Regions from separate parts of the Mus musculus genome. Here regions 2 and 3 are each linked to region 1. Evidence: chromatin loops called from intact Hi-C (ENCODE). Cell type or tissue: left cerebral cortex. All regions are shown on one strand.

Evidence for each region. Hi-C counts contacts between places; a loop is a spot of excess contacts. Peaks named below come from ENCODE experiments on the same cell type or tissue, not always from the same donor. Only the 100,000 strongest peaks of a DNase experiment are listed, where the experiment ranks them.
Region 2: it touches region 1 in a loop (3-fold over the local background); 1 of 42 quality-filtered maps calls a loop at or near these places.
Region 3: a loop joins it to region 1, with 2.6 times the contacts of the local background. A loop is called at or near these places in 1 of 42 quality-filtered maps.

What each region holds. Positions count from the first base shown.
Region 1 is chr11:106,787,885-106,790,384 of GRCm38, forward strand. It overlaps Ddx5 (DEAD box helicase 5), which reads right to left and starts at 610. Exons shown (of 13, transcript NM_007840.3): 1 at 389-610. The coding sequence starts at 432. Cep95 (centrosomal protein 95) reads left to right here and starts at 1,368. Exons shown (of 20, transcript NM_177088.3): 1 at 1,368-1,493. The coding sequence starts at 1,475. In left cerebral cortex, a CTCF peak has its summit at 1,484 (motif pointing left); DNase peaks (open chromatin) are centred at 718, 1,026 and 1,308; H3K4me3 peaks cover 2,364 bases; H3K27ac peaks cover 2,002 bases.
Region 2 is chr11:107,024,760-107,027,259 of GRCm38, forward strand. It overlaps 1810010H24Rik (RIKEN cDNA 1810010H24 gene), which reads left to right and starts at 1,110. Exons shown (of 4, transcript NM_001372502.1): 1 at 1,110-1,210. The coding sequence starts at 1,135. In left cerebral cortex, no CTCF peak of the experiment used is centred here; a DNase peak (open chromatin) is centred at 1,307; H3K4me3 peaks cover 937 bases; H3K27ac peaks cover 357 bases.
Region 3 is chr11:106,255,509-106,258,008 of GRCm38, forward strand. It overlaps Ftsj3 (FtsJ RNA methyltransferase homolog 3 (E. coli)), which reads right to left and starts at 576. Exons shown (of 21, transcript NM_025310.3): 1 at 253-576; 2 at 77-169. The coding sequence starts at 143. It overlaps Psmc5 (protease (prosome, macropain) 26S subunit, ATPase 5), which reads left to right and starts at 677. Exons shown (of 11, transcript NM_008950.1): 1 at 677-706; 2 at 1,340-1,411. The coding sequence starts at 683. In left cerebral cortex, CTCF peaks have their summits at 756 and 1,426; DNase peaks (open chromatin) are centred at 377, 598 and 1,441; H3K4me3 peaks cover 1,853 bases; H3K27ac peaks cover 1,169 bases.

The DNA.
Region 1 (2,500 bases):
CGGGGATACCGGAAGGGGGGGCCCCCCTCAAAAAACAACCCAACGAAAGATTGCGCAAACGACGCCGGGAACCGCCTCAAAGGCGCGGCGCTTCCCGACCGAAAACACTCCTCCGGGTTTCCCTCAACAGCCGCGAGGTCGCCGGGCCGCCCCGGGTCCCGGCCCACCCTCCCGGACCAAAAAAAAAAAAAAAAAAAAAAAAAAAAAGGTTGAACGCCATTACCCGAAGCGTAGCCTTTAACGGCTTTTAACCGGACGTGTGACAAAAGCCAGGCCTCCTTTCAGGAAGGGAAAAAAAAAAATCTAAAGGTCGGTTGGGAAGGCGAGCCTTCGGCCGCGCCGCTCTCCCATCCCCCACCCGGCCTGACAGGTCTCTTGTCACACTCACCCTCGATCCCGGCCGCGGTCTCGGTCACTAGAATAACTCGACATGGCGTCAATGGTGGCGGTGTGCGGGCGGAACCCAGTGAAAGTAGAATCCTGCGGCGACGAGTCGCGGAGAGAAGGCCTCGGCGACGGCGAAGCCTCTGCGGGGGCGTCACCAGCGGAGGGGCCGGTGGTGTCGAGGGCCGGAGCTGCGAGGGCAAGGACCGATGGAAATGAATGAGGTGCCGGCTGCGTCCCGGCAGCCGCTTTTATAGTCTGGACCGCCTCCTCGCCGCAAAGCACGCTGGGAGCCGCTCTATGACCTAATCACCCCGCCCCCCTGGCTCGGAGGCCCTCAACGCCCGCCCGCCCGGGTTCCGGAATCCGCCATGTTCTCGCCCCTCCCCCTCCGCGGGCGGGCGCTCCCTCCCCGGCGCCCGTTTATTACTCGCTTCACGACTGGGTGACACCACTAGAATGCCTCGCCCCGACGCCCTTTTGGCGACACCGCCGTCTCTCGTCTCGCTACACCTCAGACAAGCTGCTTCCCCGTGGCCAGACGGTCCTTAAAATGGCCAGCGCCAGCCATTCCACCGACTCTACTTGAAGATGTTTACGTCTCCACAGACTCCCCCCACGCCCATAACCGAAGGAGACCAGGGAGGCGGAGCTTGGCCTCATCACGTGATCGGACCCAGGGCAAGGCGGATCGCACTACTTCCTCGCTTGGTCTCTCGGCGGAGGAACACCAAACCACCAACTCACCGGAAGCGCGGCTCCAACGCCCCCGGGGAGATCGGCCGGGCTGCTGGGTGACCTGGCTGCCCTGCCCGCCGATCTGAGAACCCGTAAGCGGGATCTTGACCGCGGGGAATGGTATCTGGAGCCCGCAAACTGCCGCCTCAGCGCGTGCTGCGAGGAAGTGCTCCTCTGCTGTCCAATCAGCGTCGAGAAGCCGTTTTAACGTCCCTCCCTCTTCCACCCCTCCTTCCCCGCTCGCTAGTGTCTGCCCCCTCCTCCTCCCGTCGGCTCGACCGAGTTCGACCCTTCTGGGACACCGTCGCCCGCGCTCTCGTCTTGGAGTCCGGCCGCGACCTCTCCTGGCAGTATGGCCAGCTCAGAGGCTGGTGAGTCTCGGCCTGGAGCCCTGGTGGTTTTGTACTGCAGCATTCCGCGGACCTTGGGCTGAATCTGAACCGCGTCTGCGCCGCTGCGGAGGCTCGGGACTGTCGGACACTAGTTGCAGTCGCGCGCGCGGTGGGGGGGGGGGTTCTATGAATTTAGGGTCTCAGCCTCGAAACCTCTTGCGGTTTCCAGACGTGGAACTGAGACTTGGGATGAGATAGGAACTCTTTGTCGAGCCTGGGACACCCGCATCCTGTCTATATAGAGCAGTCAAGATCCTTTCTTGGATCCGAATTTTTGTGGGGTATCTATCCACAGACTGTCTCTCTTTCCCCTTGCTTTGTTTGGACTAAGGCAGAACTTATCTTTATATTGATTTTTTTTTCCTTTTTGAGGCATAGCACTCATAAGTTCTTTTGATGCCCTCTAGAGTAACTGGCATTTTCTAGTACTGCCTTTGAAAAGCCAATTGATTCGGTTGTCTAGGACGCTTTCCTCTCTTTCCAAAATGGTTGTCATGGCTTGGTCAGCTGTGCGACATAGGCATCGGGAAGAGGGCATACTGGGCATGACATATTCAGACTATTGTCTCCAGAGCGTGTGTCAGTACTGGAAATGTGGCCAGTTCCAGTCATTTCAAGATTCAGGGGTTTCAAGTTTTGGAATTATTGCTGAAATCCTTAACCTTAGTCCTGCACTATCTAGGGAAGGGCAAGAGCTGGTTTTGGAAAACAATTAATGTGCTAATTTAGAACTTAGCGATTTGGGTTTTTTTTTTCTTCATTTTTTACCTTCGTATACATCAAATATAATAAAAGGAAAACTAACAAATGCATTAGTGTCGGTGTTGTCATTATTCAAGTTCCTAACAGCCTAAATTAATCCCTTATTTGGGCACCCGAGAGATCTTAACTTACACAAGATAATTGGGTAAAAACATGTCTAAAACTATTGGGAATTCTGAGCCACCTCCGTTAGTTTCTAGCAACTTTTAGATTATCATTTACAG
Region 2 (2,500 bases), 240 kb after region 1:
CAGAAGATGGAGACCTGCCTCTGTCTGCCTGAGTGTTCCCACTCTGTAGTTTCTGAGACCCCCAAGACTCTACTCAGTCCACCAGCACTCTAGCGTCAGGCCCCTGGATCAGTGACGCAGAACCCTGAGGCTTCCTCAGCAACTCTGTGTACCTCACACCAAGCCATTCGCGCCTTCGTGCATCTGTTTGGGTTTGAAGCTGTGGACCGAGAATTAGTCCCGAGGCTTCAGACCTGTTCTGGAGAAATGATACCCTAATCTCCCCACCCCCACCCCTTGACAAATGACGGTTTTATTTCATCTGAGTGGAAAAGCCTTTCCCTCAGGACCGATCGAGCTGTGATGCTGTGTCAGGAAGCTGAACATAAGCAGCAAAGGAGTTTGCTTTTCTTAGACACAATAAAAACTGCCTGTTCCCAAGCAGTGAGATGCCCCCAGCATTGGAAAGGTGGTTTGCCAATCTTTAGGCATTCAGTATACACTTGGTGAATGTGGCCAACTGAATACTAGTTATCAATGGATGGGTGGAGGGAGAAAAGAGGGAAGGAGAATGGGAAGGGGGCAGAGGAGAGGGCTGTCAAGAAAAAAAAAATTTGCTCACACCCCCCCCCCCGACCCCCCGGCCCGTTTCTGACTCTAGAATATCAAGATTGCATATACAGTCAAACAGCTTTGCCAAACTTGGTTTGTCAGGCAATTGCCTCACAGGTCCTGGAATGCGTTTTTTTGTCATCCGGAGTCCCCTCCCCTCAACAAGCTCAAGCTATTCTAAGCGCTAATTTATTTGTTGTTGATTTCATCACTCGCGTTCCTTCAGCCCCCTCAAAACCCTCACTCTCCCCTAGCCTGTCACCTCACCCCAAGCACACCACCCACCCGGAGCAAGAGCTCAAGGCCGTGCTGTTCTCCTGGCCCACAGAGCCCAGTCCGGACCACACATCCGACCCCCCTCGGAAAGAGGGAGAGATCCCCGCCGCTCCGTTTTGTTTCAATGGTCTGTGCAGCCAGCTATGCTCGTTTCCCCAAAGGCTGCCCCTCATTAGCATGAACGGGGGTGGGGGTGTGTGTGGGGGGAGAGGAAGCGAGCCAAAGCCCTCGCTGCGTTTTCCAGCCTGGGGAACCCTGTCTACAAAAATGACAGCTCGAGCCCTCTGGCTTCTCTGTTTGATCGTCGGATGGTCCCCCGAAGCCCCGGTGGCGGAGAGAAAAGGTGAGGTCGCTAAAATGCAGCGCCCCAGGGATTGGGAAAGGGGCGAGACGCAGGGCGGGACGAGCCAAGGGTCAGAGCCTGCGGGACAGGCGACTCCGGGTCTGCGTGCGTGCCAGAAAGCAGCGACAAGGGTCTCCCAATATTTCATGTCCCTTGGCAGCCTTTTCAGAAGGAAAGACGGGTTCAGCTGCTGAAATGATCTCGTGCGAGCCAGGCAAGCTGGAGAAAACTTTGCATGTTAAATAGCTGCATCCGGAGGAGGGAAAGTGTCAAAAGGGGTCGCGGCGCGCTGTGGACAGGCTCCCAGGCTTGGGATGGTGACACAGGCCAGCAATGGTGCGACAACTCTGGGCATTCTACTCCTCTCTCGCAGCTCTGGTATAGCCTCTGGTATACCTGAACCTTGATAACACTCTCTCTCTCTCTCTCTCTCTCTCTCTCTCTCACACACACACACACACACACACACACACAAATCAGGCAGTCTTGGCCAGGTGGTGTTTTTGTTTTGCTATTGTTAGGATATTTTGCTCATCTTACTGTCTCTGGGAATAATAGCTTCCACACCTAACTGGGCAATTTATTTTAGGTCATTTTATTGTTGTTGTTCCACACGGAAATTGAACGACTTCATTGGCATTTAACTCCACATTAGACCATCTTTTCCATGACAACAGATGGTGGTCTAGAGGGGAAGCAGCTGAGGTCAACAGTTGACAGGAGTTGGATAGCCACCAGAACTTTATCTATCGGCTATGCATGGTGTGCAGGTTTAACATAGGGAGGGAGTCAGATCCAATGGCTTTGCAAAAACACAAACTGTGTAACTAACCATTCCTGCTGGGAGAAAGCTGATTTTTTAAGATTATTCATTTGGCAAGATGCATCATTATAAAGGAAGTGCTGTCAAGGCTGCAAGGGGCACAACAAGCTCTTTAATGCAAACGAGGGAAAGTAGGTTGTGGGGCTGTGCTTGGCTGAAGGAGCACTGGGAGGTGGTGAGATTGCATCCCTGGACATGCAAAGTTGCCCAGACTTGAAGCTGTGCTCCAACCTGTATGCAGAGCTGAAGAAAATCATTAATAAAATTTAAAAAGGTGTATTGATATTCGGGAGATTTCCTAATGGGGAGGGGTAATGCTTTTATAATTACTCAGGGGCCTCTGCCTCCCAGCCAAGCTTTAAAAACCCCTTCTAAGCTGTTGTTTACTACTAAGTGGTGTCCAAGAAGCCAGATAAAAAAATCCACTCACAAATTCTTGATGCTGCCTTGCCGAGATGACAGTGTAA
Region 3 (2,500 bases), 530 kb before region 1:
CCTCGAAGGAAAAGGAACTCGGGACTAGAAGAAGCGAAAAGACGGGGATGTTGTTCCTCAGCGCGAACCCACTCACCAGTCTCCTTGGCCAAGTGATAGAACTTGTCCCGCCGGCTCTTGCCTACTTTGCCTTTCTTGCCCATGGCGGGATGGGGGAGTATCACTCACTCTGGGGAGAAAGAAAAAGGTGAGATCGTCTTTCCGAGCACTGGATCTCGCTTCGGTTCCTCAGGCGGTGGAGCAATCACTTACCCAGACGTTAGATAGCCCTTAACTCCGCAGGTTTTCAACTCTTAGGAAGCAGCACATGTAGGCAGTAATCGTACTTCCGCTTCTGCGCGCGTTTCCTACATTCCTGGCGTCATGATTTCCGCCATTTTGAGTGTGGCCAAAATTTTTTTGTCAGCAGGCCTTACAAGTTAAAAGTAGAGGCTAGGAAGTAGAGTGCAATAACTCGTATCCTAAACGCTAGGAAGCATCAACCAGAAGTTCTATATCTCTTCACAAAACTAGTGACCTCCAGTAGAGCCTCTACTAATACAGCCACTGTGTTTGTATCGCCACACACCCCGCCCATTGACCCGGAACTGTTCTCGGTGGTGACCCAGGGCGCATGCTTTCGCCTCCGCGCCTGCGCGATAGAGTGACTTGGATGCCGGCGATCCCTGCCGAGAGAGGGAAGATGGCGCTTGATGGGCCAGAGCAGGTAAGGATTCTGCCGCGGCGGCTGGGCGGCATCCAAGCTGAGTGTGGAGTGCACAAAATCTGAAGTGAGGGGTGGCCACGAGCGAGAGGGTCCAGTGGATCAGGGGTGGGTGGATCACGTCAGACCGGACTCTGCCTGGGACTGGATCTGCTGTGTCAGCGCCGCCCTGAGGAAAGCAGGACAGGGGTGGGTGGAAACTGAATGAAGCTGGCAAGCCGGAATGGCCTGGGCTTCGACCTGGACTTGGTCCCTCTGTTCTGCCTTTGTCTGTAGTAGTTAAACCCTGGGGATGTGTAGCTCTAGCCACAGGGCAGTGCGCTCGGTGGGTATATGGCCCCTTGAGACTCCTAAAAGTCCTCGAAGGTAGGCGGTAATTGCATCCTTGTAGTGGATTCAGAAATGAAGGCTTAGAACCAAGAACTAAGCCTCCGAAGTTCAAACACACAGACCTCGCCCATCGAGATACCAGTTTCTGAGGAAAAGGGAATGGTATTTTCCTGACCTTGTTTCTTAAGCTATATGGTAGAGTGCCTCGAAAATACTTTGGCTTTACCCTTTAGTACTTTATGCCTTTTCTTTTTCTTTTCTTTTCTTTTCTTCTTTTTTTTTTTTAACACTTACACTTGTCTTCAGATGGAACTGGAAGAGGGGAAGGCAGGCAGTGGACTCCGTCAATATTATCTGTCCAAGATTGAAGAACTCCAGGTGAGTACAGACAGCAAAGGGAGCTAGTGGAGGACGGGAGCTGGTAGGTGCAGATTTCTCTGTGTCCTTTTTCCACTGGGAGTGCAGCAAAGAGTTCTTTTCCAATGTTGTTCGTTTGCAGCTCTTTGCTTGTCTGTTTCTTATGTGTATATGTATATATGCCTGCGTAAGCTTATGTGTATCACATATATACAGATGTCTGTGCAAGTCAGAAGAGGGCAGTGGATCCCCTGAAACTTGAGTTACGTACAAATAGTTATGAGCTACTACAGGTGCTGAGAACTAAACCCAGGCCCTCTGCAAAAGCAGTAAGAAACCCTCTTGACTGCTGAGCCATCTCTCCAGCTCCTTTGTAGTCAGGAGGTACCAAGCTGTGTAAGGTAGATTGATAATCTCTTTGATGGGAATAGTGTTTAGTTAGGATTTTTTGTTTGTGTGCTTGCTTGCTTGCTTTTCCAGGTTTTTCGTTTTATGTGTTTGGGTGTTTTGCTTGCATCCAATGTCTGTGCCCTACATTTGCCTGTGAAGGCCAGAAGACAGTGTAGGATGCCCTAGAAGTGGAGTTATAGAAAGTTGTGAGCGGCCATGTGGGTGCTGGGAATCGAACCCAGGTTCTCTAGAGGAGCGGCTGGCTCATTTATCCACCTCTCCGGGCCCAAGAGTCAAATATTACACCTGTAAGGTTGCCACTCCAGAGCCGAGGCAGGAGCAGTGTTTTGAGTTTGAAGCCAGTCTGGATTACGTACAGCCCTGTCTGGAAAACAAAACCACCTACAGAGGAACCACTGGCCAAAGGTGGGAGTGGGAGCGAGAATGGGTTTGGGAGGGAAGCCGCAGAGAGAATGCCTGAACCTCAGGCACATTTGCAGTTCTTCCGTTTAGTTTACTTTTTCTTCTTTAGACAAATGTCTCACCATGTACCCGCAACTGACCCACAACTCCCCATGTAGACCAGGCTGGACTCAGTCTCAGAATTCGCCTGCCTCCCAGGTGCTGGGATAAAAGCATGAGCCTCCACACCCAGTATGGTTTTTATCCCTTTTTAATGCTTCTCTATGTGATTTCATCCCTCCTGGGTCTGAAATGAAG